Linked DNA regions of Homo sapiens: region 1 is linked to region 2. Evidence: chromatin loops called from intact Hi-C (ENCODE). Cell type or tissue: B cell. All regions are shown on one strand. Links, peaks and the distances in the headings refer to the core of each region. The heading gives the core; the rest is flanking DNA.

The links. A loop is a pair of places that touch in the nucleus more often than their neighbours do. Peaks named below come from ENCODE experiments on the same cell type or tissue, not always from the same donor. Only the 100,000 strongest peaks of a DNase experiment are listed, where the experiment ranks them.
Region 1: a loop joins it to region 2, with 22 times the contacts of the local background. A loop is called at or near these places in 12 of 110 quality-filtered maps.

The regions. Positions count from the first base shown.
Region 1 is chr20:45,105,048-45,121,106 of GRCh38, forward strand. It overlaps WFDC5 (WAP four-disulfide core domain 5), which reads right to left and starts at 10,127. Exons shown (of 4, transcript NM_145652.4): 1 at 9,952-10,127; 2 at 5,588-5,728; 3 at 5,353-5,493; 4 at 4,416-4,966. The coding sequence starts at 10,036. The coding sequence ends at 4,962. RefSeq lists enhancers at 9,563-10,064, 10,065-10,564. In B cell, for the core only: CTCF peaks have their summits at 7,063 (motif pointing left) and 7,262; a DNase peak (open chromatin) is centred at 7,024.
Region 2 is chr20:45,035,504-45,051,562 of GRCh38, forward strand. All of the region lies in intron 10 of STK4 (serine/threonine kinase 4), which reads left to right. Among named protein-coding and RNA genes, the nearest start is that of KCNS1, 58 kb to the right of the region's middle. In B cell, for the core only: CTCF peaks have their summits at 8,721 and 8,922; a DNase peak (open chromatin) is centred at 8,748; H3K27ac peaks cover 4,740 bases.

The DNA.
Region 1 (16,059 bases), core at 3,798-11,797, 68 kb after region 2:
GCTCCTGGTATGTTTTTCCTCCTGACAGCTGGTATCTGGGGCTTTCCTGAGGCTGCCAGAGCCTGCTATGGCTCCGCACAGGGAGAACCTGAAGTACCTGAGAATGTATGTGCTCCATCTATAGAAACATTTCTTGTTTCTAGAACTGCCCTGTGGGACTTCACTGGATTTCACATCCTCACTGGCTTCTTCTCTTCCTGGTGAACTTCTGTACTCCTATAGCCATTTTTCCTGGAAACATTTCCAAAGCATCACTGTCATATGATTCTTCATCTCAAGATTTATTCTGGGGGAACCCAACTAAGACAATCCTCAAGGACACCAGATGGCTGTTCTAGTGGCAGCAGCCATGTTCCAGGAAGGACACAGGGTAAATGGATGACAGACAAAAGGCCAAGTCTATCTCCTTAGTTAGGAAAACTATAGCTTGCCATGTAGCCCCGCCTAGTAGATTTTTCTTACTTCTGATTGGCCAGTCTTGGGTCACGTGATCATTGTTTGGTGCAAGGGAGCCTGGAGAGGAAACATATTTTTAAAATTTTAATTTACCTTTAAAATTGAAATATACTGTTCCTATGGTAAAGTGCACAACAGCTGAATGATTTTTTTGTAAATAAATGTATGTATCCATTGTAACTACCACCCAGGACAAAATATGGAATGTCACTGGCACTCCAAGAGCCTGGGGGTGGGGTGGGGCAAATATTTCTAACCAGGGACACTGCTATTGGTAAGGAAGAAGGGGAGAATGGATAATTACAAGTGTTCTACTTGGCTAGCTCCTGCTAAAACTCAAGGTCTTGACCTAGATATCATCTTCAGGAAGACTTGCCTGGTTTCTAGGCTGAGTTAGGTCTCTCCTGGCCTCCCATAGCCTCCCAGACCTCTCTAGTCTGGTATATGTCATGCAACTCTCTAGCTAGGGCTTTGTCTCATCCACTAGTGCATGAGTTCTGCGAAGCACAGCCTAAAGCCTATATTAAGTGCTCAGCAAACATTTATTGAATAAGTGAGGGAGGAAAGCAAGGTTAGAGTCTGCAAAAGGAACCAGCCTCCTAGGAGACTTTCCAGAAAGGCAGAGGAGACAGGCAGTACAGATAGAGCTGACTGGGTTGGAGCTGAACTCAGAGATGGCACTGCATAGACCAGCTCACAGAACTGCTGGAACAGGGAGTGAGTTAGCCAGGAAGCTGAGCAGGGAATCTAGAATGGACTGTGTAGATGCTGCTACCTATAGCCAGAGAAGCCATGGTCTGTGACCTGTCACCTCTTGCCATTCCAAGGACCTAGCTCAGAACTCAGAGCTCCAGGATAGTCACAGGGCTCTTGACAGCCAAGTCTTAACTGGCTTAACTGGGAGCTTCCTGCTGTGACCCCCTAATTTTCCTCCTGATGCCTTTGAGGAAAGAAACCTAGGGCAATAAGCTGTGTATCAACAGGCTTGGGTTCCAGTTGTCTAGAATTAAGTCTGGTCACTTAACCTTCTTAGGTCTTTGTGATCTTCATTTTTCAGATATGGACACTGAATCTTCAAATGGGAGGAATCTTAAGTGGGAGAAATCTTCAAAGACCGATTGTAATTAATTAGAGTAGTCAATAGGGATGTAAAGTTTATGGTTAGACTGCTTGGGGTTGAATCCCAGCTCTAGTACTTACAAGTTGGACAACTTTGGCCAAATTAACCTCTTTGTGCTTCAGTTTCCTCATGTGTGAAATGGGGAAAAGTAATGAAGCCTACCCGATAAGGATATGAGGATTTCATGAGATTATACAAGATTATACATGTAAAGTGATTAAAATGATACCTGGTCCATGGCACATGATCTGTAATTGTTAGCTGTTGCTGCCTTTATTACTTTCAAGGGAGGAATATGGTATGGTTTAATCCTGGCTACATCATTTCTCAGCTGGGGGTCTTGGGCAAGTCACTTATCTCATAACCACTATTTCTTCACTGTCAAATGGGAATAGCCTTTCTCAGGGTTATGGGTTGGATGAATGAAATGATGTTTAAAAGTGGGAGATCTGCAGTAGACGTTCATTACAGACTAATAACCAGAATCTGAATTAGTCAAGCTCTTACTGTGATAAATCTGTGACAAACAACCCTTGAATCTCTGTGACTTCTTACCACAAATATTTTTTTCTCTTTGGCAAGTTTGAGGCTTGGCTGGTCTGGCTCAGCTTCAGGCTTGCCCCAGGTGTCTCTCCAGCAAGACAAGTGGCTCCGGGCAAGCTCTTCTCATGGCAGAGGGCAGAAGCTCTAAGAAGGGTGGAGGTCAGGTGAGGTGGCTCACACCTGTAATCCCAGCACTTTGGGAGGCTGAGGCAGGCAGATTGCCTGAGGTCAGGAGTTCAAGACCAGCCTGGCCAACATGGTGAAACCCCATCTCTACTAAAAATATAAAAATTAGCAGGGTGTGGTAGCAGGTGCCTGTAATCCCAGCTACTTGGGAGGCTGAGGCAGGAGGATCACTTGAACTCGGGAGGTGGAGGTTGCAGTGAGCCAAGATCGTGCCACTGCACTCTAGCCTGGGCAACAAGAGCGAAACTCCATCTCAAAAAAAAAAAAAAAAAAGAATGGTGGTGTTTTGTCTTTAAACAGGCTACACTGTCACTGCCACCCACATCCCATTAGCTAAAACAGGTCTCCTCGCCCAGCCCAAGTCACTGGGGCAGGCTGTACACTCTCCCTGAGGGAAGCCACTGTAAGCATGGGGTGGGGAGGGGAAAGGGACAATTGTAGGCAAATAATCCAATCTACAATATTACCTGTGTTAACTATCTGAAGCTATATGTATATGGGGAAACTGAGGCCCAGAAAGAGGAACAGAAATATCCAAGTTTGCTCAGAGTCAGTGACTCCCAGATAGTTCTCCTTCCCCTCTCCAAGACCTCAGTCTATATCCATGTAGTTAGCATTTGGTACTTTTGAGTCAACCGTTCAAGCATTTGAATCCCATGGTAAGAACAAGGAGGGTGAGGAAGTAGAATCCCTTCCATCTTCCGATGGGGCAAACAGAAGCCCAGAGTGCAGAAGGATGACCTGTCATCATACTGCAAGGTCAAGAGAACAGGGAAAGAAGACCAAGGATTCCCAAGTGTACCTCCACAGTGGACCGCCCAGTCCCTCAGTCTTGTGCTGGACACAAGAGGCCCAGCAGATAGAGCAGGGAATTTGCCACCTCCTTCCTGGGAGGAAAGTGGGAGAGTCAGGAATCCAGCTGTCTGGGTCCAGGGATATCCCTTGGGATGACTGTCATTCCCTCATTGACCCCTTCTCCCCGCAAGAAACACTTGTTAAACCCTGACTGCATACTGGACCCAGGAGAAACTGAGGTGAGTGAGGTGGAGAGAGAGCCATCACAATAATGACATCCCGACGACTTGAGCAACATTTCCCCAAATTTTGGGCAATTTGAAGTGATCTTAGTATGTACCTGGATGCAGTGTCACATAACATGGACTCCTGGAGGGAGAAAGTCATTCCCTTCTCAATTCTTCTGATTACCTCAGGGAGAAAGTCTCAGCTTAGACATTTGCATCTTTTATTTATTTATTTATTTATTTTATTTTTTTATTTTTATTTTTTTTTGAGACGGAGTCTCGCTGTGTCACCCAGGCTGGGGGGCAATGGTGCGATCTCCGCTCACTGCAAGCTCCACCTCCTGGGTTCACGACATTCTCCTGCCTTAGCCTCCCGAGTAGCTGGGACTACAGGCGCCCGCCATCACGCCCAGTTAATTTTTTGTATTTTTAGTAGAGACAGGGTTTCACCGTGTTAGCCAGGATGGTCTCCATCTCCTGACCTCGTGATCCGCCTGCCTCAGCCTCCCAAAGTGCTGGTATGACAGGCGTGAGCCACCGTGCCCGGCCGATGTTTGCATCTGTAACCCTTTAAAATCTTCATTGATTAAAACATAGACTGGCCGTGCACGGTGGCTCACATATGTAATCCCAGCACTTTGGGAGGCTGAGGCAGGTGGATCACTTGAGGCCAGTAGCTTGAGACCAGCCTGGCCAACATGGTGAAAACCTGTCTCTACTAAAAATACAAAAATTAGCCAGGCATGGTGGTGGGCACCTATAGTCTCAACTACTTGGGAGGCTGAGGCAGAAGAATCGCTTGAACCCGGGAGACGGAGGTTGCAGTGAACCAAGATCGTGCCACTGCACTCCAGCCTGGGCAACAGGATGAGACTCTGTCTCAAAAAACAAAAAACCAAAAACATAGAGTGAGTACAGGCTTCAGGCTCAGTCTTGGCAGGTGGCTGTAGCTAGCTAGAGTTTAATAACACTATTTAATATCATTTAATCTGACATGATTTACTTTAATGGAACTGAGCTGTTTCCATTGCATTTGTTTTCATAATTCCATTTGTGGTAATTGATCTCATTTATAGTAGTGATATCAATTTTCTTTTGAAATGAATTTATTTATATACAAAAGTGAGCCATTTAAAGAAAACATTAAGTAAATGGTGGTACAGGCAGCGTGCAACCTATCATGGTGCTATTTTGTAGGTATGGTGAAAATCATGAAAGAGGTGAATGACTGATGTTTGGAAAACTCTGCAAGAATATTCATTCTGGATGGTTGGGCTGCCTGAGGGAGAGGTCAGGGTCTGCCTGAATTGGGCATTTTTGGTGGAGGAAGCAGCATGTACGGATTGGTGTGAAAGCGTTAGGAAGGGTGGGAAGCTCGTATGGCAGTGGTGCAGAGTACTGGGGTGATACAGAGGCCTTCCTCCGAGCTCAGGCTATGGACTTTGACTCCCAGGAGGAGAAACCAGGGGTGGATGGGTTGCAGGGAAGTGTCAGCAGGCCAGTGATTATCAGAAGGCTGGAACCACCGCTGGTAGAGATAGTGCTGTCCAGCGGGCAGGGCCCCAGGCCTCCCATCGTGAACTCTTTCCGTTGGTCCCCAGCTTAGGTGCAGAGCCACAGATCCTAAATCAGAATTAGCCTGAGGAGGGAGAAAGAAAGGGTTAATTCCTTCCCATAATAGGGCTCTGGTTTCTGGCCTTGGTCTCCCATCCATGCCCCACCAGCTCAGCTCTGGTTGCCACCAAGGCAGGATTCCTCTGCCCCCTTCAAAAGGGCAAACAGAAGCCCAGAGCAGTTTAGGGCTGTCATCCAGGTGCCACAGCAAGCTCAAGAAGAGAACCAAGGACTCCCGGGTCCTCTGTCATCCTAGCAGGACTCCTCCAACCCCTATCCAGTTTCCTAATCCTGGCCATGGGAGGTCCTGACTTCTGGGGAGGCATCCTGTTAAGCTTGTAGCAATGAAGAAAGTATTAGAGCTGGGCTCGGAGAGGGGAGGCACCTGCCCTGGGCACCCAGGAGCCGTACCTCTGGCAGGATCCCGGCAATCCCGCCCGCAGGCGCTGTGGCAGCATCGCTTTTTGCCCGAGCAGTCTGAGTCCTTGTGACACAGGTGGTTCATGGGGCTGAGGCAGCGCAGTTGGTCCTCTGGGCAGCTGCCCAGCTTCACTGCAACACAGGGAACTGGGTGAGCTCCGTCCTTGCCCACTGGCCCTGAAGCTTGGGGCTTGGATGGTCAGCAAGGTGGAGGGGAGGCATTTACCAGAGACCCTGGGGACACACTGGCGGAAGCAAGCTCTGTAGCAGCACTTCCTGGTCAAGGGACACTGGCTGTCTTCCACGCACTGGTCAGGCACCGATAGGAGGCAGGGCCCATCATCTGGCGGGCAGCCCCCCGATTTCTCTGTAAGAGAATCTCCTAATATTGCAGCTGGAGGAAGCTCACGGTTATGTAATAAGCGCTGACCTGGGAATGACAAGACTGAATTCTCCATCCCTTGCTTTTTGCCTGTCTTTTGGCTAGTTGTTATTTTTGTTTGTTTGTTTGTTTATAATGACTCCAAGCCTCAGTTTTCTGGCTGTGAAATGGGAAGCTGGGCTAGTTTGAGACTCAGATGGCACAAATGACAGGGGAAAATGAAGCCCAACATCTCCACTGTGGCCAATAAGGCCATGCCTGGTCTGGGCCCTGCCCATCTCTCTAGCCCCATCCTCTACTGCCCTCCCACTCAGTGCCTCCTGATCTGCTCCAAGCCAGCTCTCTCTGCAGGGCTCTTGCTCGGGCCGCATCCTTTGCCTAGTGCACTTCTCCTGTACTCCATGCGCCTGGTCAGCTCATTAGGACTCAGCAGAAACATCGCATCCTCAGAAGACCCTACTTCTCTGACCCCACATTAACTAGGTCAGCGCCCCCCCACCCCGGCCCCCACACACACACTCATTTCTTTCCTCCAGAGTTTGTGATGCTGCATCTGTTTGTCTGTGTCTCTCACTTGGCTGGAGGTGAGGAGAGTAGACACCCTGCCAGCTTTGCTCACCGTTGGTCCATATCACAGCCCTTGGCGCACAGCAGTAGGGCTCAGTGACTTGGAAAGAAAGGGTTTTGAAGTGAGGCCCAGCATTGCACGTGCGTCAGCAGTGGCCAGCCTGGTGCACTGTCACAGCCACAGCTGGCCACGTCTTCTGCACCGTTGCGTTCATCACTGTTGCAAATGGCATGGTTTCGAGGATCAGGCGTTAACTCTGTCTCTGAGGCGTTCCTCTGAATGGTATAGAGTGTCCTGTCCCAGAGCTTACCTAACATTCTTCTTGCTGGGATTTTGGGCCATGTTCATATTTCATGCACAAAGCTGGAAATCAGTATCCTCCTCCATGTAGAGGAGGAAATCAAGGCCTGAAAAGGGCAGTGACTTGTCCAGACCCACATGGGCTGGGCTTAGGACTCCCAGGGCCCGGCTCCCTCTGACCTCTGTGAGTGTCCACCCTGAGCTGTCTTTGAGCTGTAGGGATGGAGCAGGTCCCAGGTCTTCAATTCAATCCAGCATCAGAGAAAATGTTCAAGAGTTCCGAGGGGCAGCTGGATCTGGTTCTGTGACTTTACCTCTGTGTCCGCCCCTCCCCCTCAGCCCCCTGCCTGGGTGCTGGCTGCACACATAAGTAGGCACCTTGCTCACATCCTACGTGCGCTAAGTCAACTTCAGCTGTCACATCGGGTTGGTTTAAATTAAATTGCTGCCCCCTGCTGGAGAAAGAGAGGCTTGGCGTGGGGAGGGGGAAAAAGTGTGGGTTTGGGGTGGTGGGGGTGATGGGAGGGTTCCTGGGAAACTGTCTGAGGTCCAAGGTTTAGCCCTGAATTCACAAGTCCAAGTCAAAGGTGCGCAGGCCTCAAAGGGTGGGCCAAACGGAGCTGCGTGCACTCAAAGCCGGTGGAGCCGGGTGGGTCAGGCAGGGAGAGCTTCTGTGGCGAGGGGCCTGGGGCTGGCCTTGGGGAATGGACAGATAGGGATGGGGCATGACAGCTGGCATTTCCAGTGGAAGAACTGCGATAGCTGCAATGTGGAGGTGGGGATAAAAGCCTGGCGTGTGCAGAGCCGGCGTGAGAGGCTCTGGGTGGTCACACTCACTCTGTTTGCCTGCCTTTCCTAACAGTCCCTCCAAACCAGGTTCTCCACTCACAGATGTGTACATCGAGACAGTCACACACACAGATGGTCATCCAGATGCATGCGCCATGGGTGTGTAGACTTAGAGAGCAAAAGAATCGTATCCAAACATGGTTAAATATATACACTTGTACACACAGACGATACACACATAGTCAAATACACAAGCACATTTAGATCTAGACACACAATTAGCTACAGGCTTAACAGTAGGAAACTGCAGATAGTCAACTGTTTTATCTACAAAAGTAGCAATTTTACATGGTTCAACTTAATACACACATATATACATATGGACATATATCAGAGAGTTATATATATGCAATATATTTATAAACATATATAAACAGGCAGTCATGTATGTACATATGAGCTGGAACATAATCACTGTCATTTACACATGCCTACCCACATAGATACATACACACAGATAGACACTCAGACACACACAGTTATGTATATAAATATATAAATATATAGCATATGTATGTGAACAGAGAGACATACATAAGCATACACAGTCATATATACAGAATCATATGCACAGAGCTACACAGACACATATATCTTCCCAATACCACATAACCACTGACAGCATTTAATTAGGCACTTGCTGTTTATCAGGGACTATGCCAGGCTCTTTGTATCAGAGACACCCAGACGTTTGAGTGAGAAGGGGGCAGAATGGGGAGCTCTTATAAACAGAGGCGGCTGGGCTTCCACAGGCAACAAACTGAGACTTCCCTTCCCTTGGCTTCGTCACCTTCCTCCATTGTCTGAAATTCTACCAACAGCTCGGCAATGTCTTACAGGAGAGAAACCAGTGGGGGACAAGGTGTGGTGAACTGGGGGAGAGACAAGCTTGTCACACCTGCCCATGCAGAGTGGCCCTGCGCAGGCTCGGTTTCTGCTGTGCCAGCTCTTTGCCTCTGAGCAGCTGGGCTGAATATTGGGGTGTGCTCCCTGGGAACACAATGACTCCCCCAAATCACCCACTTATGCTGTGCTTACTGTGTGCCAGGCCCTTATTCCTCGAGACACCATTTACTCCTGAGAGAGAGGCATGGGACCCCATTTTACAAGGAGTAAGTCTCCAGACCTGTCCTGTTGCCTTCCAGGAGTGTCCTGCCTGGAAGTCCTAATAAACTCATGCACTTGCCAATCTGGCCTTGTCTAAGTCATTCTTTGTTCTCTCAGCTCCTTCCTATGTTGGGGGTGCATTGTCCTGTACAGTCCTGGGTTTTTGCTGTAATAGTTGGTAAAGTGAATCTTTCTGATTTCAAATACTTGCACTCATGCACTTGCTAATCTGGCCTTGTCTAAGTCATTCTCTGGTCTCTCAGCTCCTTCCTATGTTGGGGGTGCATTGTCCTGTACAGTCCTGGGTTTTTGCTGTAATAGTTGGTAAGGTGAATCTTTCTGATTTCAAATACTTGCATTCAAATGCCACATTTGGCACTAACTCAGAGTCAGTCTTTGACCTTGTTAAGTGGTTCCCCGCTATGCCTCAATTTTCCTCATCTGCAAAATGGGGATGAAAATAGTCCTGTCCTCACAGCACCTTGTCGAGGAGTTACGTGATGATGGTGCATGAATCACAGCCAACACAGGGTCCAGCCTTGGAGCTCACCAGTGTACTTCCTTCCTCAGCCTGTCCCCATTACTGTCCCCTTTCTTTAAGGCAGGGCAAGGGTTGCACAGGTGAATGTAGGTTGGAGTGTTCCAGCCCCAGAAAAGGACGCAGGTGGAGGCCTCACCCAGATCAGGAGTCACCTGTCTAGCCACTCAGCAGCCCTCCCTCACCTGTCAGCAGGCCAGCCCCAGCCTTGTCAGGGGTGGGAATGGGGACAGGAGGTTGGGGGCGATGAGAGTTAGAGACAGAGCTTCCTCCCCACAAAGCCCAGATCCCAGAAGCCACACCCTCTCCTCAATTCCCAAGTCCCTTCCACAGATGGGGTGGTGGACCCACTGACCCAGTCACACCACAGCCCAGCAGGCACAGACAGGGTCCCTCCCCACACCTGAAGGCACAGAGACACACATGGACAGGCACCAAGCTCAGACACATGCGTGCAGCCATTCCTAAGTGTACGTGTGCAGACAGAGCTTTGCACAGACAAGCAGACGCAAAGACACATGTCTACACAGACACAGGCACATGCATTCCCCGCCCTGCCACCCCCTGACATATAGACAGGCACAGACAAGCACCGAGAAACTGGCAGAAAAGACACTTACAGATACCAACACAGGCAGGTGGACAGGCACAAATGTACACACATAAAAACACAGGCTTCTGAAAGCACTAAGAATCAGGCATCCACACATACACACACGCACGCACGCACACACACACGCGCACACACACCCCACAGGGCATTACCTGCCTTCCCCCAAACCCTTACTCTCCCTAGAGAAGTAGAGACAATCTGGTCCCCCCAGCAGAGGGATTTCCCGCACTCACCTCCCTTCTTCCTGCCAAAGACAGCAGGCAGCTGACTCCCCACAGCCAGGAGGGCCCCCAGGAGGAGAAGGCTCTGGGTCCTCATATTTCTGCTGCCGGCTCAGGGCCCAGGGCCCCCCAGATTAACACCTGCAGCCTCAGGGAAGCCAGAGAAACTTAGTCAGGAGAGGAAAGAGAGGGGGTGTGGAGTGACACCGTGCCTGCTTCATCTTGGCCCCACCCCCTGAGGGCCCGAGGACTCAGTGCAAGGGATGCTGTCACAATAGCTGAAGATAGGGTGGCGGCACATCCTGCATGTGGGGGACTCAGATCCAGTCTTGCCTGTATCGGTGACTTGGGCTGTGATCTTGGGCAAGTCTTGTCTCTCTGGGCTTCAGTTTTTTCATCTGTACACAGGGTGAAGGTTGTTGAGGCAGATGCTTGCTATCCTGGCTCTCAAAGATGTTGAAGCCCCAGCGATGTCTAGGCAGCGGGTAGAGGTCAGCTTTGAATAGCAAAGGAGTGGGGGTTTGCAGAGTTCTGGATGCCTAGGAAGGGAGAAGGCATTAGGGTTAGGCCAGAGCTTGCAGCCAAAGAAGGCTGGCCCAGGCTGGCATAATGAGTGAGGCCAGCCCTGGCCTCTCCTCTTGGGTCCTGTGGATGGGAGAAAGACCACCCCGCCTTTGGTGAGATCACCAGTGGCTTCTGATAGAACTGCCCTCTTCCTGGGGCTGGCTTGGCTGTTGAGGGTGGGGGAGCATGGCTTTTGGCTTGGCTAAGTTTGCTGGTCACAGCAGATGTGTGGCCACTGGAACCTCTTCTCTGGCCCTAAGGGATCCTGAGCAAAAAAATGTCATCTCATCCAGGGACCCCCACCTTAGATTTCGTATCTCTGATGTTGCCTCCTGCATTTGGTAGAAGAGAGGGAGCTGAGACTTGGCATCCTAAGGGACATCCTAAACAGAAACTCCATCGAAGTACATTCTCTCAGCCTTCTCATTTGAAAGACGAGGAAACTGTGAGATAGAGATGAGAGGGGACTGGCCCAAGGACACGCAGCTAATTCCTGACTAAGCTGGGACTTCCCACTGTGGCCTCCCCATCACCCTCATTCAGTTCCTGGGTTTTAAAAGCAGGTCAATACCTCATCTGATCCTGAGAAAGGAGGGTGATATTACAGGGCTTGTCTCACTTACCCATTCCAATCCAGGACAGCCCTGGCAGCAGGAAGTTCTTCCTTGGGTTTAATGTGAATCTCTCGTGCTGTCTTCTAAGCTATTAAGATAGGAGAGGCTCTGTCTTCTATGATCTGATGTTGCTTTTGGAATGCTGGCACCTCCTTGGAAGCTTTATTTTGGAGGACAAATATATGAGCCCTTCCTTCCTCCCTCCCTCCACCCCTCCCTCCCTCCACCCCTCCCTCCCTCTTTCTTTCTTTTTTCTTTTCTTTCTTTCTTTTTCTTTTTCTTTCTTTCCTTTTTTCATTTCTTTCTTCTTTCTTTCCTTCTTTCCTCTCTTTCTTTCCTTTCTCTTTCTTTCTTTTCTTTCTTTCTTCTTTCTTTTTCTTTCTTCTTTCTTTCCTTTTTTATTTCTTTCTTCTTTCTTTCCTTCTTTCCTCTCTTTCTTTCCTTTCTCCTTCTTTCTTTCTTTCTTTCTTTCTTTCTCTCCTTCTCCTTCTTCTTTCCTCTCTCTCTTTCTCTTTCTCTCTCTGTCTTTGACAGAATGTCGCTATGTCACCCAGGCTGGAGTGCACAGTGCCATCATGGCTCACTGAACCCTTGACCTCATGGACCCAAGTAGTCCTCCTGCCTCAGCCTCCTGAGTACCTGGGACTATAGGCATGCGCCCCAATATTTGGCTAGTTTTTATTTTTTGTAGAGATGGGGGGTCTTCCTATGTTGCCTAGGCTGGTCTCTAACTCTAGGACTCAAGTGATTCTCCCACCTTGGCCTCCCAAAGTGCTGGGATTCCAGGGGTGAGCCACTGTGCTCAGCCATGAAATGCTCTTTTTTTTTTTTTTTTTTTTTTTTTTGAGACGGAGTCTTCCTCTGTCATCCAGGCTGGAGTGCAATGGGGCAATCTCTGCTCATTGCAACCTCCGTCTCCTGGGTTCTAGCAATTCTCTGCCTCAGCCTCCCAAGTAGCTGGGACCACAGGCGCCCGCCACCATGCCTGGCTAATTTTTTGTATTTTTAGTAGAGACGGGGTTTCACCATGTTGGTCAGGCTGGTCTTAAACTCCTGAATTCAGGTGATCCACCCGCCTCGGCCTCCCAAAGTGTTGGGATTACAGGCATGAGCCACCATGCCAATGCTTTTTAAATTAAAATTATTTTGTAGACATTTTCCTGTGCTGTGAAATGTTCTCTAAACATCATGTTTTCTGATGGCTACATGCTGTTTTGTTAGATCTATATGTCAAAACATCACTTCAGTAAAGTTTTTAGGGAAAAAAGATATGCCAAAATATACACAATCAGTATCCTATTATGAAACATGGAGGTTTCCAATTTTCCACTTTCATAAATAAAGCTGTGATAACCATCTTTTTGTGTACATTTTGGAGTCACATCTCTGACTGTTTTCTTAAAGTAAATTTGTCAAAGTTAGAAATGCTAGGTCAAAAGGCACAGTCATGTTTCCAGGCGTTGGATATATCTGGTCAAATTAAATTTCAGAAAGGAAGTAAGTGAGTGTACAAGAGCCTCCACCTGCCCTGCCATAGACCTCTATTGTTTCGTCTGCCCAGCGTCTCTTCCTTTGGTGGAACCATTGCCTCCTGACTGCTGTCATTCTGGTTGGTTGCCAATCAGCAGGTACTTCTCCTATCAAAGCTGAGGGCACTGGATCCAGGTTACACCCACTGCACTCTTCTCCACCCCTAACTTGCCCACGCCTTCATTAGAGTCTTGAACAGATAAGCCAGTTCTCTAAACAGAACAGTCCAAAGCTCAGATGCTGTTGCTCACAGCCAAAGATCCTTAGTGGATATTCTTACTACATACAGGATATTAAAAAAATAAGTAAATAAAATCTTTGCTAACGGAAAACAATATTTCATTTTAATTTGTCTTCCTCTTCCTCTTAATACCCATGATGGTGAGCATTTCTTCATATTCGCATACTGACTGTATCCTTTCTCTGTGAATTGCCTGTTTTTGTATTTTGCTCATTTTTATTGGGGGTCCTTTTATTTTTGAGTTTTAAGAGCTGTTTATATATTAAGAATCTATTAACCTGTCATACACAAGGGGCAGTAGTGAACAGATGTATATTGGAGTTAGGCAGACCTAGTTTTGAATCTTGGTGCCATAGGCTCTATCTGTTTGACATTAATTTTGTAAAACCCCTGTTTATTTTTGTATACCAGTAGAGATAGAGATAATCATATACGTGTTATAGGATGGTTCTGAGAACTGAATGAGATAAACTTGATAAATGCTTTGATGCTATATTGCAAATATTTCTTTCCTCATTTTTGCTTAGTACCAAAGGATTAAATTTTGGGGTAATCAATTCAATCTTTTCATTCATATTTTCTCCTTTTATTTTTATGCTAAAAAGGCTTTTTGACTCTGATGTTAGATAAATATTCACTATATTTACTTGTTATTATTTTGTGATTTTTGAAAGACATGATAATTCTTTAATCTAGCTGAAGTTTATCTTGGTATAGAGCGTGAAATAGGAAATATCTTTTTTTTGTAAGTAATTAAGCAATTGTCCTATGATCATTTAGTGAATAATTTAAACTTTTGCCATTGATTAAGAATTAAAACTTTATCAATAACTTAAGTCTTATTGTAACAGGGGCTGTTTATGGGTTTTCATTTTTTTTCTTTTCCTTTTTTTTTTTTGAGATGGAGTCTCGCTCTGTCACCCAGGTTGGAGTGCAGTGGCATGATCTTGACTCACTGCAACCTCCACCTCTCGGGTTCAAGCAATTCTCCTGCCTCAGCCTCCTGAGTAGCTGGGATTACAGGCACATGCCACTACACCCAGCTAATTTTTGTATTTTTAGTAGAGACAGGGTTTCACCATGTTGGTCAAGCTCCTCTCAATCTCCTGACCTTGTGATCTGCCCGCTTCAGCCTCACAAAGTGCTGGGATTACAGACGTGAGCCACCGTGCCTTGCCCGTTCTTTTCTTTTGACTGTTTATTCTTATGCCAGCACAGACAAGCATGTATTGTGGGTTCAGTTCCTGACCACTGAAATAAAGAGAATATTGCAATAATATTTGGTTAGTTTTTATTTTTTGTAGAGATGCGGGGGGCGGGGGCCTTCCTATGTTGCCCAGGCTGGTCTCTAACTCCTGGACTCAAGTGATTCTCCCACCTTGGCCTCCCAAAATGCTGGGATTAAAGTGAGCCATGTGGATTTTTTGGTTTCCCAGTGTATCTAAAAGTTATGTTTGCACTATAGTGTAGTCTATTAAGTGCAAAATAGCATTTGTCTAAAATAAGTATGTACCTTAATTTAAAAATACTTTATTGCTAAAATATGCTAATAATCATGTAAGCCTTCAGTGAGTCATCATCATCTTTCTGCTGGCGGAGGGTCTTACCTTGATGTTGAGGCTGCTGAATGATCAGGGTAGTGGTTTCTGAAGGATAGGTTGACTGTGGCAATTTTAAAAAATCAGACAACTATGAAGTTTGCTGCATCCATGGACTCTTCCTTTTTTTCAACTTTCATTTTAGAATTAGGGGGTACATGTGCAGGTGTGATACAAAGGTATATTGTGAAAGATTTCTCTGTCACATATTGTGAAATACTATCAAACATGCAATGCTGTTTGATAATATTTTATACACTGTACATCCTCTTTCAAAATCAGAGTCATGGCATGGTGCAGTGGCTCATGCCTATAATCCCAGAGCTTTGGGAAGCCAAGGCAGGAGTATCACTTGAGCCCAAGAGTTTGAGACCAGCCTGGGCAATACAGTGAGGCTCTACCTTTACAAAAAATTAAAAAATTAGCTGGATGGTGGTGCATGCCTATATCCTACCCCCTCGGAAGGCTGAGGTAAGAGGATTGTTTGAGCTCAAGAGTTCAAGGTTACAGTAAGCTGTGATCATGCCACTGCACTCCAGTCTGGGCAACAGAGCAAGACCCTGTCTCTGAAAACAACAACAACAACAAACAGTTGGAATCAATTCTCTCAAACCCTGCTGTGTTATCGACTAAGTTTACATAATACTTTAAATTCTTGGTTTTGTCATTTCAGCAATGTTCACAGCATCTTTACTAGGGGTAGATTCTATCTCTCAAAACTACTTTCTTTGCCCATCCGTAAGAGGCAACACCTCATCCATTCAAGTTTTATCATAAGATTGTAGCAATTCAGTCACATCTTCAGGCTCCACTTTAATTCTAGTTCTTTTGCTATTTCCACCACATCTGCAGTGACGACTTCCTCAACTGAAGTCTTGAACCCCTCAAAGTCATTCATGAGGGTTGAAATCAACTTCTTCCATACTCCTATTCATGTTGATATTTTGACCTACTCCCATGAATCATGAATGTTCTTAATAGCAGTTAGACTGTGAGCCCTTTCCAGAAGGTTTTCAGTTTACTTTGCCCAGATCCATCAGAAGAATCACCATCTGTGGCAGCTATGAGATGTATTTCTTAAATAATGTATAGCCTTATGAGATGTATTTCTTAAATAATAAAACTTGAAAGTTAAAACTACTCCTTGATTTGCAGAATAGATGTTGTGTTAGCAGGCATGAAAATATTAATTGTCTTGTACATCTCTGTCAGAGCTCTTGGGCTATCAAATGCATTGTCAATAAGTAGAAATATTACAAAAGGAAAGTAGAAATTGTTTTTTTTTGTGAGCAGTAGGTCTTAACGGTGGGCTTAAAATATTCAGTAAACTATGCCGTAAATGGATGTGCTGTCATCCAGGCTGTGTTGTTCCACTTATAGAGCACAGGCAGAATAGATTTAGCATAATTCCTAAAGGCTCTAGGATTTTTGGAATAGTAAATGAGCATTGGCTTTAACTTAAAGTCACCAAATACACTAGTCCCTAATAAGAGAGTCAGCCTGTCCTTTGAAGCTTTGAAGCCAAGCATTGACTTCTCTCTAGCTATGAAATTCCTAAATGGCCTCTTCTTTC
Region 2 (16,059 bases), core at 5,076-13,075:
TTATTCAAATGAAGTTGCTTTCAGATTTCTTATGACTTCTTCTATAAAAAGAGTTGATAGTAACTGGCCCTCACATATTAATTCAATCTATATTTATTGAGGTTCTCTGTGTGTACTATGTGTGAATAGATAAGACTGCGAGATCTTTTACAGCCTTCACTTTATCTTACCCGTCTTTGTATTCATAACACCTAGCAATTGCCCAGCTTAGAGTTAGCACACCATTTCAAATTAAACTCAGACATAGTCTCTGAATTCATTCATTATTTTATTCAACTACTAGTTGAATTAAACTCAAATATAGTCATTACGCTTAGAGAGTTTATGATGTAGCAGAAAATAATCAAATGATTTTGATACATTATACTAATGATAGCTTACATTTATTGAAAATGTACTATGTGCCAGGCATTACATATGTTACCTCGCTCTCAGAACCATCCCATGAAGTAGGAATGTTGTTATTGCCATTTTAGGGGTAAAAAAACTGAGGCTTAATAGGAAGAATAAGTTCAAGAGATCTATTGTACAACATGGTAACTAGTTAATAAACAATGTATTGTATTTTGAAAATCACTGAGAGAGTAGATTTTAATTAAGTGTTCTCACCACAAAGAAATTGTAAGTATGTGAGGTAGCACACATGTAAATTAGCTCGATTGAGCCATTTCACAATGTATGTACATACAGTATGTCCTTATGAGGTTCATTTTATGAGGTTTCAGTTACCCACTGCAGTCTGAAAATATTAAATGGAAACTTGTAGAAATAAACAGTTTCTAAGTTTTAAGTAGCATGCCATTCTGAGTAACATGATGCAATCTTGTGCCATGGCGCATCATCCCGCCTGGGACATGAATCATCCCTTTGTCCAGCATATCTGTGCAGTACACGGTACCCACTCCTAGTCACTTAGGAGCCAATTTGGTTATCAGATCACCTTTTGAGGTATAACAGTGCTTGTGTTCAGGGAACCCTTATTTTGCTTAATAATGTCCCCAGCGTGCGAGAGTAGCGATGCTGGCAATTCCAGCTTGCCAAAGAGAAGATGTAAAGTGCTTCTTTTAAGAGAAGAGGTGAAAGTTCTTGACCAAAAATAAGGGGGGAAAAACCATATGCTGAGGTTGCTAAGATCTGTGGTAAGAACGAATCATCCATCCATGAAAATTGTGAACAAATGTGAATCTTCCATCCGCGAATTGTTGTTGTAATTGTTCTATTTTATTATTAGTTATTGATAAATTCTTAACTGTAACAACTTTATAAATTAAACTTCATTATAGGTATTTACGTATGGGAAAAAGCTGAATGTATAGGGTTCGTTACCATCCACAGTTTCAGGCATCCACTGGGGTTTTCAGAATGTATCTCCTGTGGATAAGGGAGGGACTACTGTATTTCAAAACATCATGTTGTATACAATAAATATGTACAAACTGTATTTGTCAATTAAAAGAAAACCCTGAGACTAAAAGGGAGGTGGTTGACTACAGTTATACAGACAGTTAGTGGCACAGTGAGGATTTTAACCAAAGCAGTTTGGCTCCAGAGCCCATCCTCTTAACTATCTGTACTGTGTGGCATTTTTCTAGGCTATTCTGGTAAGTTCTCTCCATAAAGTACATAAAGAAGGGGCTGTAGGAGCCCAAAAGAGAGAGCAAGAACCCCAGGGAAGGCACCAATAAGTGTCATTGGAAGTGTGTTTTGAAAGATGAAGTGTGTCTGTGGGGATACTAAGGAGTGTGGCATGGGTCCAGGAAGTACTGAGTAATTGAGCTGGAGCATTACCAGTGTGGATGTGTGCAAAAGGGGAGGAAGGGAGCGAAGGAGAGAACTTCAGGTGAAGTAAATTAATGCCCAATGTACCCTTTTTTGCTGGAAATATTTAGTACTCTTTTAGATTTTTTCCTTGGTATATCAGAGAAATTAAAAATGGAGTCCTAATGCAGCACAGAGAGCTAATATCCATCTGACGTTGTGTGATAATGGGTCCATCAGGATATAAAACCACCAAACTGTTAATTCAAAATTAATTTGATAAAAGTAACAGAACCTGAACAAAATTGATTGTTTGAATTCCCTGGATAGTTATAAGCCATTCAGTTGGCTTTTTGTGGTAAGGAAGGATAAATTTTAGCCCTGAGTTTTTCCCAGGAGGCCGATAACAACCTATGATTCCATGAAACTTTATCTTAACCATTCTCTCCTAGATCAGGGCTCCAAATCTGATTGTAAGTTGAGATTTCTTTGGGTTTTTACAAAGAAGCTTTACTGAATTGTCAGAACATAGTCAGTTACTCATTTATTATTAGGTTGTACTTTTTGCTTTTGGCTGCACATGTTAGAAATCAGACACTTGCTGGGAGGCAAGAATTATTACTACCTTATTTATAATTAGAAATCATGATTGAAATGGTAGAAGAAATGCTTTATTTGCCTACGCTTAAGTCAATACTGTCAAGAATGCATCTTGATGTTTCCTGGGAACTCAGTTATCTACAATTTGAAACTTTATCTGCCATTTCATAGAGACAAAAATAACTCTCCCAAAACATTTGGTGAAATTATTGTTCATTTATTTCAAAGTGACTCTAAAAGTTAGTGCATATTCTTAAATTTACCAGCCTTTAATGGTAAGGTAAAATTTAATGTCCCATTACTCAGTTACAACAATCATCAAGTCAGCTATTCTTGTTTTATTTAATCCTTCACCTCCACTATTCACCCACACTGCTTGATTGTTTTGAAGCAAATCCCAGGCATATCTCATTTCTAAATATTTCATGTGTATTTATAAAATATTATTGACCTTTTAAAAATTATAATACCTTTATCATACTTTTACAAATTAGGAGTAATAAATTTCCTTAATGCCAAAAAATGCCTTGTTACTGTTTAGTCTCCTGGATTTATATATATTTTTTAGCTTGTTTGAATTAGGATCCAAATGCGATTTATAGGAAGTTGGTTGATATGTCTCTTAAGCCACTTTTAATTTAAAGCCCTTCCTTTCTGCTACCCCTGCTCGTGTACTCTGAGATACTGTTGGAGAAACCCAGTTGTTATCCCATATAGTTTCAACCTTCATTCGGGATATTGCTGATTGCATCTAAGTGGTCTTATTTAATATGTTCCCTGAGTTTCTTATAAATTGGTAGTTTTATCTAGAACAGAGGTCCTCAGGACCGCTTCATACTTATAAACATTATTGAGGACCCCAGAGGGCTTTCGTTTATACTAATATTTACTGAATTAGAAATTAAAACTCAAAAAATGTTTAAAGAATTTATTTACTTAAAAAAAAAGCTAATTATACATTAATGTAGTTTTTTTCAATGAAAAATGACCATTTTCCCAAAACAAAAACAAATGAGTAAGAAAAATAGCATTGTTTACATTTTTCAAATTTTTTGGCTTAGACAGATAGATGATCCTATCTGTTTTGCATTCAGTCTGTTGTAATACATTGTTCTGTTTGAAGTATAGGAAGAAAGTCTAGCCTAGCAAAAAGAGGTGTAGTTGAAAAAGACAGAACTATTGTAATAGCTGTTTAAGATAACTGTGGATAGTCTTTGACCCTATACCAAAACTCAACAAGTAGTGGTTTCTTATAGGTTAGTTGCAATGTAGAATATAAAACTAAATTCATGAAATTTTCTTACTCTGTATATTAAAATTCATTGATGTTTTAAAATTTTGAGTGGAACTTTTACTCACACATGATTTTGTAACATCACGCATTGGGCATTTGGAAGATGTTGGTTCATTCAGTTACATGGATCTTCTAAATGTTGGCACATTTCATTAAACAATATAAAAAAACCCCACATTCCTTGAAGTTATGACCAGTCTCATCAGAAGAGTAGCTAAGTGTAGGGAAGTTGTCAAGCTCACAGTGGTAGATTCAAGTTTTCCAGAATACTTATTTTCATTTGAAGGTTTGAATTTTATCATCAGCTACAACACTCTTAGTTGTTTTCCTTTGAGTGACAGACTCACTTTTTTCATTTCTGAGAAAATGTCTGCCAGATACCCAAGTCTGAATACTCACAGTTTGTCATTTTTCATGTAAAATGGTGCTCTGTGGAAAAAGCAGCTGGTTGAGCTTGCAGCTCAATTGCACAAGTGCTTTGCTTCAAAATGACCATTGTATTTCAGTTAAAACAGAAGTGCTATATGCGGACTTCCCATTTCATCATAGATACTATTAAAAAGACATGAACTTTTTTACTACTTCATCAAGGACATTCTTAAGGATTTTTAAAAAACTGTAGCCAGTGACTGTAAAGAATGCAATAACTGCTGACACTATTTGGTGCCACTTTTTGGTTTCTACTGAGGCTAACAGTTTTAGCCCCCACTGCTTTTGTGTAATCAGTACAGATGTCAACACAGTAGAAAAGTCAAATAGTGTCTTAAGATTAATATGAAAATAGTTTGGTCTTATAGAGTCCCCTAAGAGTGTGTCAGGGATCTTCCAGGGATCTGCAAGCCAGACTTTGAGAATTGCTGATCTAGAAGCTTGATCAGAATCAGGTTCGATTTTTTTTTTTTTTTTTGGCAAGGGTATTTCATAGGTGGTATGTATACTTCCATCAGAAGGTTCATAATATCTGGATATATGGTCATCTCTCTTTTTCCGTTGTTAGAAACCAGTGAAGGTCATTGTCTGGATGCCATTTCATTAGAGGTTACAAAGTGGTGACATTTGATCATTTCTTCTCCATTTACCAATTGAAGTAAAGAAGCATTTCATTATTTAGATAATCTCAGGTACAATGTATACAGAAAAGACAGAATATGCACTTGATTTTTTGATTTTTATTATAATTTTCAAAATAATGTATTGGTTCCCTGGCATTCTCCAAAGATATAACCAGGGATTTTTTTTGTATCATAAATTCGTGGATTTAAAAATATTTGATCTGTTTCAATCCTTTCATCTATTTCTTATGTTCAAATGGTTCCATCTTGATATAACCCCAGTAGTTACTTTTAAATGTTTTATTGAGGTATGCTTTATATACTCCCTGGTAGTTTGTGAGAGCATCCTTGCTTTCTAGTATGATGAGATGTGAGATGTTCCAGGCTCATCTTGTCCATGTCTTGCTCCAAACCTGGAAACAGACCTTTTTTTTTTTTTTAAGGAACTCAGGTTTTTAAAATGGGAAATGGTAATTAGAGACCACAGTCTGGGTGCAAGTTGTGCTCATTGCAGTTAGGTCATTTTTTTCTAAGCCTTTTCAATGTATGAATCCAGGAAATGTGTTTATTACAAACTCATGCGTTCTTATGCTATTTCCAGTGTAGATTGAATACTACTAGTTTTTTCCTTAACCACTTTCATCCCACATCTGTAATCCTTTCCCCCATGCCAAATATCTTCCCAGCAATTCTAATATAATTACTCATTTGTTTTTCAATTCACAATAAATGTCAGCCTCGGAATAATAATGCCAGTACTTCTGACAACAATACTGAAAACAGTTAAAGATTTGTGTTGCAGCTTGTTGTCCTTAGGGACATCCCATATAGATGTACAATGAAATTATTATATGTTAAAGCTACTGGGAATAATTTCTACGTGGTTATGCCACAAACTTAATTGGCCAATAGGTTTTTTTGTTTCATTTTGTTTTTTGTTTGAGGTATTGCTTTTTATTGTTTTGCTTTATAATTATATAAACTATATGGTTCCAAGGGGCAAGTCTACAAAACAAAGTTGTTCAGATTTAGTTTCTATTCCTATCTCCTCTGTTTCCTCCTTTTTTTAATGTTTGGGAGATATACACAAGACACATGTATGCATGCATGCATGCACGCACAGACAAATACATGTATGTTTGTACTACCATTCTGAGATAACAGTAGTGTCCTGTCCATACTTTTCTCTGTTTGTTTTTTGTTAATTATATATCCTAGAAATTACTCCATAGCCATACATAGAGATAGTCCTCATTCTTTTTTCCTATGCTTAGTATTCTGTTGTGAGGATGTATTGTAGTTTATTCAGCCAGTCCTCTGATGATACACATTTAGGTTGTTTGCAACAGTTTTTAAGTTGATTGCTTCATAAACCTATTCATAAATAGGGAATGCAATTTTTTATGATTGTTTTGGTTTTTTAGGTTCATGCTTTGTCAGTTTTGAGAAGCAAGTTACATGTTTTAAGCGTGTTTAGCTTTTTTTTTTTTTTAAACAGCAAGGAGTGGATTTATTCAGAGGTCTCCCTCTGCCACATTTTAGTGCTGTTTGTATAAAGCAGCCCCTAAGACTCTAGTCATAACATCACGTGTCACAGGAAGAGTGAGTAATCAATCTCCTGGCAAACATTGTTTGTTAGCCTGCCGCAGGCATTAAAATGTTGCCAGGTGTTAACAACCTGGAGGCCTGGAATTCCTAATTGCTGTAATCAGAACCTGAAGTTTTTAAAGTTTGAATCTCATTACAACCAAAGCCAGATTTGGTTCAGTTACTTTAATTTTTCTATAATTTGAAGTCAGAAAAGAAAAAGAAAAACAACTGTAACTTCAGTGTTGTTTATTATTCATCAAGAAGGTTTCAATGGCTGAAATTTAAAATGTAAATTAGCTATTACTCTAGAAAGCACAGTTTTTAGTTTTCAGCTGAGATGAATGTATTTTTCTTATTCCTGGATCTATAGCCACGCTTTTGAATTATGATCTCATTCACTTAGACACATATTTTTCACTCTTCTTTTGAGCTGTTGAAGATATTTTCTTCAGTCTTTCTTTTCAGCTTTACCTCCTGTTTTTTTTTCTCACACGAACTCTTGACAATTCAGTAATCCTTATTCCTGGGACATGAAATGTTGAGAAGACAAAGGAGATTTATGCAAGTTTTCCCACTCCATCCAAAGAAAGGGTCTCTATTAGAGCTCTTGAAAGTGATATTTGCTTATGTAGCCCAGTGCCTCTGAAAGAAAAAACATGATGCAGAACTTTTCTCATTATCTAAGGTGTGTTCCTGGTGTCATTTCCCTCTCCCAACAGGACCACTTTTACCTAATACAAATCTGGATCCTCCACTACTCAAGTGAAATACAACGCAATTAGCATCTTTTGTCTTTGATAACACACCTACTCCAAGCACCAGTAATGCTGGAATGGAAAGCATGTTTCATTTCCTTTCTTCATTTCTCTGTTGGAGTTTGATGCTGATATTACTGAGATTTCTAATGGACAGTGTAGGGAGGAGAAGGCTGATTGATGGTAATTTATTGTACTGCTACTGAGAAAAAAACACAACTCAGGGTATTGGTTGTTCGATACATCCAGATTTTTTGACTGAAAATGTTAGATTTTACTTTTTCTTTTTTAAAAATTTCCAACTTTTAAGTTCAGGGGCACATGTGCAGGATGTGCTGGTTTTTTACATAGGTAAATGTGTGCCATGTTGGTTTATGGCACAGATCATGCCATCACTTAGGTATTAAGCCCAGCATCCATTAGCTATTCTTCCTGATGCTCTCCCTCCTCCCAAGCCCCCACCCTCTGACAGGCCCCAGTGTGTGTTGTTCCCCACCATGTGTCCATGTGTTCTTATCATTCAGCTCCCACTTATAAGTGAGAACATGCAGCATTTTTTTTTCTGTTCCGTGTTAGTTTGCTAAGGATAATCACCTCCAGCTCCATCCATATCCCTGTGAAGGACATGATCTCCTTCCTTTTTATGGCTGCATAATATTCCATGGTATATATATACCACATGTTCTTTATCCAGTCTATCATTGATGAACATTTAGGTTGTTCATTACAGCACTATTCACAATAGCAAAGATTTTACATTTGTTTAGAAGGCTTGATAAAGTTGCAGTTGTGTACCAAGTGTACCAAAGTGACTGTTCTTTTAGTGAAGAAGCAGTAGATTTGGTAGTTAAGATCATTGGAATCAGGCTTTCAGCGTTCAAATCCTGACTTCACCATTTGCTGAGTAGCTGTGGGCCACTTACCTCTCCTCTCTGAGCTTCATTGTCCTCATCTGTAAAATGAAGTAATACTAGAACCCATAGGATACATTTTGAACCTATATGAGAGTTAAATGGAGTAATGCACATCAGGGGCCTGCAATATAATACAGATTGAGTATCCCAAACCTGAAATCCTGAAATGCTCTAAAATTTGAAACTTTTGAACAGTCAAAGAAAGTGCTCATTGGAGCATTTCAAATTTCATATTTTTGGATTAGAGATGGTCAACAGGTAAGTATAATGCAAATATTTCAAAATCCTCCAAAATCCAAAGTTTAAAACACTTCTGGTCCCAAACATTTTGGTTAAGGGATACTTCACCTGTAGTCACTTCATAAATGTCAGCTTCTCCTCCCTCCTTCCACTTTCCCCTCCTTTCTTGAAACATTGTCCATGGAGTAAATTTCACTACCTAAACTTTTCCCCCAGTGATTTGCCATTGCCTTCTGTTATAAAATCAGAGATACATTCCCAAAGAATACTTGCTCCCAGAGGGACTGATCTAAAACTACTCTAAAACAAAGGAATTAAAACTATTACTGCTTGGAAATTGATTACCAAAGTGATCATAGGTATCAATTTTAGAACTTCCTAATGCTTTCTTCCTTTCTTTTCCTTACATCTCTATACAATAATACAGTGTTTCTTTCTACCCACCTCTCAAATCATGAACTGTTGAGGTTAACGGAAATTTTCAAATCTTGAAGCTCTGAAACTACTTCCCTTACAGTAACACACTTCTACCAATAGATGCCGCCCTTTCACTTCTTGAGTGCACAATCTCCTGTGTGGCATTTGCTTAAGGCAGAGCTTGCTGGCTATGTAAAATGAATGATAAAATTATTGAACCAGGCCGGGTGAATGATAAAATTACCGAACCAGTGGCTCATGCCTATAATCCCAGCTTTTTGGGAGGCTGAGGTTGCAGGATCGCTTGAGCCCAGGAGTTCAAGGCCAGTCTGGGCAACATAGTGAGACCCCATCTCTACAAAAAATAAAAGCACATTTTAAAAAGCCAGGTAGGGTGGCATGTGCCTGTGGTCCCAGCTACTCAGGTGGTTGAGGTGGGAGGCTTGCTTGAACCCGGGAGTATATGGTTTGCAGTGAGCCGTGATTGTGCCACTACACTCCAGTCTGGGCAACAGAGCAAGATCGTGTCTCAAAAAAAAGAAAAAAGTTACTGAATCACTTTAGAAATTTGACATTGTGTGAAGTGAGTTTGTTTGAAAATAGGGAAAACTTGTAACACAGACCAGTAGAATGAACATTACATTACATAAGAAGAAGGGTGAATGGCCCAGGCTTTAGCTGGGACCTTGGGTGAGTCACCCTCCTCTTTGAATTTTAGTTTGTGATCTGTAAAAATTAAACATAATAGTACCTATCCTGCTTTTCCCACAGAGTTGGAGAAAGGATCAAATGAAATATACATTGGGTTATTTGAACTAAGTTTACTTTCAAAACTTTGGTAGAATTTTATTAGCCAAGAATTATAAGGCCGTTGATGTTTATTTTCGGTTCATTGTGTATTAAGTATTATCACTTATTTTTATTTCACATTTTATTTTACTATTATAAAAAAATTAACTCTTTGAATGATGACAAATAATTCAGAAGTGAGGAAGACAAAGGAGCAGTTAAGCCTGGATTTCTGGTATGACTCCGTTTGCTGATGATAGTAACATTATCACTTTAGATCTAGGTAGCATTTAATATAGTTAAAGATGCATTCATAGTTTGTTCTTTTGTTTGGCAATGCTTACAGTGTTTCTGTGAGGTAGCAGGGTGGGGTTTCTTATCCTCTTATAGTTTGAGGAACTGGAGCCCAGAGACATTTTACAAAGGCATCTTTCCTACTTGGTGCCAGAATCAGGTCTGGAACCCAGACCCCTAAGTGGCTTCCTGTCTGCGTTAATTCATAAGTGTGTGTGTTTTCTCACATGAAAACAAAAACAAAAACTATGCTTACATATTAAATACCCAATGTTATAAACCAGGAAAAAGAATCTTCTTTCAAATAACATGTGATAGGGACTACAGTAACCAGGAAGAATGATTTCAGGTTTATTGCATCTTCCTGGGAATTTCGTGACATTAGAGGAGTATTTATTATTAACTCACAGTGTTTTTTTTCATGCTTATTGAGAACACAATGCAGATTGACAAGCTTTGTATTTCATTAATTGTTTATGCAAACAATTCTTATTGGAGCAATTTAATTTGTACTTTCTTTTGCTGTTCTTTCTTATTTACTTTCTAATTATGGGTTGTACAGTAATTTTGCTATTGTCAGAAAGTGTCTTTTTTTTTTGTTTGTTCGTTTGTTTTTTTGAGAAGGAGTCTCGCTCTGTCGCCCAGGCTGGAGTGCAGTGGCCCAATCTCGGCTCACTGCAACCTCTGCCTCCCGGGTTCAAATGATTCTCCTGCCTCAGCCTGCTGAGTAGCTGACATTACAGGTGCATGCCACCATGCCTGGCTAATTTTTGTATTTTTAGTAGAGATGGGGTTTCACCATGTTGGCCGGGCCAGTCACAAACTCCTGACCTCAGGTGATCCGCCTGCCTCCGCCTCCCAAAGTGCTGGGATTATAGGCCTGAGCCACCGCACCTAGCCAGAAAATGTCATTCTAACTAAAAAGGCATTATTATTTTAAGAACATTTTTGGTTTTCGCCAGGTGCAATCCCAGCCCTTTGGGAGGCCAAGGCAGGAGGATTGCTTGAGGTCAGGAGTTCATGACTAGCTTGGGCTACATAGCAATACCCTGTATCTACAAAAAAAAAAAAAAGAAAAATTGGCTAAGTGTGGTGGTGCGTACCTGTAGTCCCAGCTACTCAGGAGGCTGAGGCAGAAGGATCGTTTGAGCCCAGGAAGTTGAGGCTGCAGCAAGCCATGACTGTGGCACTGCACTGTAGCCTGGGTAACAGAATGAGACCCTATCTCAAAACTAAAAGGAAAAAAAAAAAAAAGCAAATATAACCTCTGAAAACAAAGGTATCTATTGTGGAGGAATCTTAATGGATACAGGAAATATTTGATATATTTTCTGGTTATATCTCTGTCACAGTGTGCTTGTCAGTCTCATTCAGGCACTTGTTCCTGAATTTTTCTTCTCTTCTACTCTGTTATCTATTGTCTAATCAGTATGGGCTTTTCTGCTAATTTGCTTTTCTTTTTTTTTTTAAATTTATTTATTTATTTTTTTTCCGAGATGAAGCCTTGCTCTGTCACCTAGGCTGGAGTGCAGTGGCGTGATCTCGGCTCACTGCAACCTCCGCCTCCTGGATTCAAGCAATTCTCCTGCCTCAGCCTCCTGAGTAGCTGGGATTACAGGCACCTGCCACCACATCTGGCTAATTTTTGTATTTTTAGTAGAGACAGGGTTTCACCATGTTGGCCAGGCTGGTCTTGAACTCCTGACCTCGTGATCTGCCCGCCTCGGCCTCCCAAAGTGCTGGGATTACAGGTGTGAGCTACCACGCCCAGCCTAATTTGCTTTTCTTACTCCAGTGTTAGATAATGAATATTTTTAGTAATCTTCATATTGGTTGCTCATTATCTTGTCTAATTTTAAATTTTATTGGCAGACACACTTGGTCTCTTAAGACTAACTACATTTTGGATTTTGACAAGGAAATGATGAAAATAGCAGTTATTGAATGCTTGTTGTGTGTTAGGTCCCTGTAAATGTTTTATACCATCTTCTTTTCATAATATCCTCACATGGTAGATCTTATAGATCTTATTCCCACTTATTTGACAGAGAGGCTTTGAGGCGCTAGGTGACAAGAGATGCTAGGTGACCTGTCCCACCCTTGGTGCATGATTAATAAAAGATAGACCATTATTTTTCTCAGAATAACGCACGTTTGTTTGTGTGAGAATGGTTATATATGTGCCGATGGTAAACATTCATCTAATTCAGATGCTGCATCTTTTCTTTCTCTAACATGTGCAGCCCTTAGCGAATTGCCATAGCATGCAGGTGCTCAGAATGTGTTATTTGATTATGTTATTTGGGCCCATTGTGCACTCTTTGGAAATCTTTTTAAATTTCTTCAGATTTTCTTTTTGTAATATCCATTCATCTATGTGTATAGGAATATGTTAATTGGACTATAATTTCATAGATGTGGAATTTAGATTTCTTCCCTGCTTCTTTGGTAAAACTGTAGTAAAAAACATTGATTGGAAATACAGTGTTGGGAATTCCCTTGATCGAATTGGATAAAGCATAAAGCATTTAGCAAAGTGCCTGGCATTCCTAATCTATTATTAATATGTGGGTTCCTTTTAGAGTGATGGCTTATTTATAGTGAAGAAGAGCAGTGGGTTGGGAATCAGGTCTCAGCTCTGACTGTAACTAGCTTTGTGTCCTTAAGTAAGCCACCTAACCTTTCTGGGACTCTGTTTCTTTGTCTGCTAAAGGTAAGATTAAGCCTTCAAGAGCCCTCAAACTCTCTTGGTCTTTGTTTGCCAATTTAAAAAATGCAGCTAATGCGTCTCTCTCATAGGGATCATGTGAGCCTAAAATAAAGAGCTTGTGTAAAGTGTGTAAAAGATGCTCAGTATATATAAGGTTCTTTTCCTGTTCTTTTAAAAGCAGAGAAATGCTTAGGACACCCAGGACGCCAACATGAGCATAGAAGGCAGTCTGATATACTGACCAAGAGCAGATAGACTTGGATCCATTGCTGGTTTCATTATTTATGGGACCAGTAACTCTAGGCTTCTCACCCAACCTAAAATGAAGATACTAATCATATTTACTTCTGAGTTATTGAGAAGATTAATTTAAAAATGCTTTTAAAGTGCTTAGCAGAGTATCTGACACAGAGTAGGCATTCAGTAAATTTTATTTACATGTGTAACACTTAGGGTGGGAGACATGGATGAACTACTGGAAAAGGGAAAGATACTGAGGTGGGCTGCCCTAAAAAAGGAAGGTAAGAGGAAGACCTACACTTATTTCACACTTTTGTTGCAGGCCCTGCTAGTTCACACATTGTTTGCTTTGTGATTTTTTTTTTTTGAGACGGAGTGTTGCTCTGTTGCCCAGGCTGGAGTGCAGTGGCGTGGTCTTGGCTCACTGCAACCTCTGCCTCCTGCGTTCAGGTGGTTCTCCTGCCTCAGCCTCCCGCCACCATGCCCGGCTAATTTTTGTATTTTTAGTAGAGACGGGGTTTCACCATGTTGGCCAGGCTGGCCTCGAACTCCTGACCTCAGGTGATCCATCCGCCTCGGCCTCCCAAAGTGCTGGAATTACAGGCGTGAGCCACCATGCCCAGCCATGATATTTATTTTATACCTAAGATGAGCTTAATTCTGTTATGACTTTCTTGTTCCTAGGGTGAGCTTAATTCTGTTATGACTTTCTTGTTCCTAGGGTTTAAATATCAAGGATACTCACTAAAACACTGATAGACCTTTTGTGTTTTCTCTGATTGCTTCCCTTCTGTGCCTGCCTGGAGGCTATAGGTCCTGGACAGTTCCCACATTGATGTTTTTTTTTTCAAAACAGTTTTTTCCTGATGGTACATTTGTTAATGTAAAATAGCTCAAGTAAATGTATGTGCGTATGTATGAAAGAGACAGAGAGAGACAGAGAGAGCTGTATGGGATCCATCAGCTGCCGAGGGTACCCTTTCATCAAGCAGAGTTCACATTGCAGAGCATTGGATCAGAGGGTGGCCAGCAGCTGGAGGGAGAGCAAACTTGAATCTACTTTATAGACCCACTAGTCACTTCCATTTGCCCTTTACTTAGGAGAAAATACACAGCAAAAACTGTTCTTTAGACATGGATGCATCTAGTTTAATAAATCTTAATGTAGTGCTATTAAAAATGAGGTAAAGTCAGGAAATTTTCTACCCCCTCCCAAGTGCTCTTATTCCTAGATATGCAGGACCAAGCATAAAGTTATTTTCACACATTGGGAAGAAATGTTCCATTCCAATTTCAAGTGGAGGTTTTCCACTTTTGGAAGTGCTGCTGAGACTGCAATTATAAACTACAACTATTCTTTTAAAACAGTTCCTGGGATGAATTAAGATCTTGCAGTAAAAATACCATATACAATCTGTCACATTATCTGTGGAACTCTTCCCTTTGCCAGCTTGGTCAGTGAGGGTAACAGCTGCCCAGAGTTCATTGCTAAACGGATGTTTAACAATGGTACTGTGAATTCAGCACTTCATATTAGAATAATGCTTGAGTTCCTGGTATTCGGTTAATGGAGTTTTACGTACAGTGATACAGAAAATATGTGATGCACAGGATTTCAGCTTTTTAAGAATTCTCACCACTTCTCCTCCCATCTCAATTTTGTTGTTGTGGAAAATGAAAATCCCACAGGAAAGCCAAGTGTAGTCCTCATTCCCTGACTTCTGGCTTTGTACTCCATCACTTTCCACTTCCTTCCCCTCCCCTCTCTACACTGTTCACCTGGGCCTAAACGTCTGAATGACTGCAGCCTCAAGGAAAGCTTCAAGTTAGACTAGATGACCTTTAAGGTTTTGTTAATCCTGAGAATCCGTTTGGCCACATCAATGAGCTCCTTTGTATCTACTCAAATGTGATAGAACAGACGAGCATTCAGAGTAAGGGGATCTTCCTAGGCTGGCTGCAGAGAGAACAGTCAGCAGTGCTCGTGCCATGGCTACAGATTACACATCTCACTCTGGGGGTGTGTGGGGACTGGGAAAGGGGGAGCCAGTTTGGCCTGTGGCACATGTAATTTTTATACTTTGAACTACTGAAATGGGTCTGAGTTCTCCAGCTCTTCACAGACCCCATCACTTCCTGTTTTTGTTTTATGAGCAGACTGTTGAGTTTATTTCTGTTGTCTTTGCCAGTCTCTCAAAACATTTGTGTTTGTGATCTCTGATTTAACCAGTCTCCAGCTGATGGTCATTTAGGTAGCCTTCAGCTTTTTAATATTAATAAATATTGCTTTAATAACATCTTTGCATGGTACGCCCTTAGAATTAATTCCTGCAGTAGAATTATTGGGTCAAACTGTTCACAAATTTGAAATTTTGATACATATTGTTAAATTTCCCTATCGTTTTTGGTATGTGAATTGTTGCTTTATATTATTTACTGAATTTTCCATGGAATTCTTATTTTCTTTATTGATTTTAAAGACTTCTTCAGCTATCAAGTCAGGTTATGAACCTTTTAACATATGTGGTAAAGATATTCTGCTAGAATATCTTTTAAAGCTTTGTATATGGTATCTAACTTCAGACATTTAAATTTTTATATATTTTGATTTATTAGCTTTTTCTTGTGGTTTCTGGAATTTTATGTCATCTTTGGGAAAGTTTTTCACATTCTAAGATTACAAAAATATTAACCCTTACTTTGTTTTAGAATGTTTTATTATTTTTTCTTTCTCAATATTTAATCTATCATGTATTTGTCTTGGTGTTAAGAGTAAGGTAGCAATCGAGCTTTATATTTTTCTAACAACCAAGGGTTTAAAAAATACATAATTAATTTAGAATTACCAAATCTTAATAGCTTATAGTACCTAAAAGTGGCTTGTTTTTACAGATAGAAACTTTCCACTTCAAACTCTGAGTTTTAATGTTTTTCGGCTTTTAAAACCTCTAGAAAGAAACTGTGAACAGAACACCGTATTGGTTTTGGCATTAACCTTAATGCATCTCAAATAGGCTGATTCTACAGAATTTGATCCAAAGTACTTCTATGTCTTGATCCTTTTTTTGCCAAGCAAAATTGATTGTTTCTAACCAAAAGGCCTTTAGTGCTAGACTGAAAGAAAAGTAAGGTGGTCCTTCTGTGCTGGTTGTATTTTATATAATTTGGCATCAAGTACAATGCTTTTTATTTTTCTCTTTAGTTTCTTTCTTTTCTCTAGCCTTTGATGGTCCAGGCCTCTTGTTGCTAGGGGGCTTTTTGGGAGACAAATTCAAATCCTTACTGTCTAGCTCATTGTTATTGTATCTTTTAGTGAGTTCCTTTTTTCATGGTAGTTCAATAAGTGGTTACCAGGGGTCTTTCTTTGACAGTTATTACTAGCTTCTCTTGTATAGTGGGATTTAGC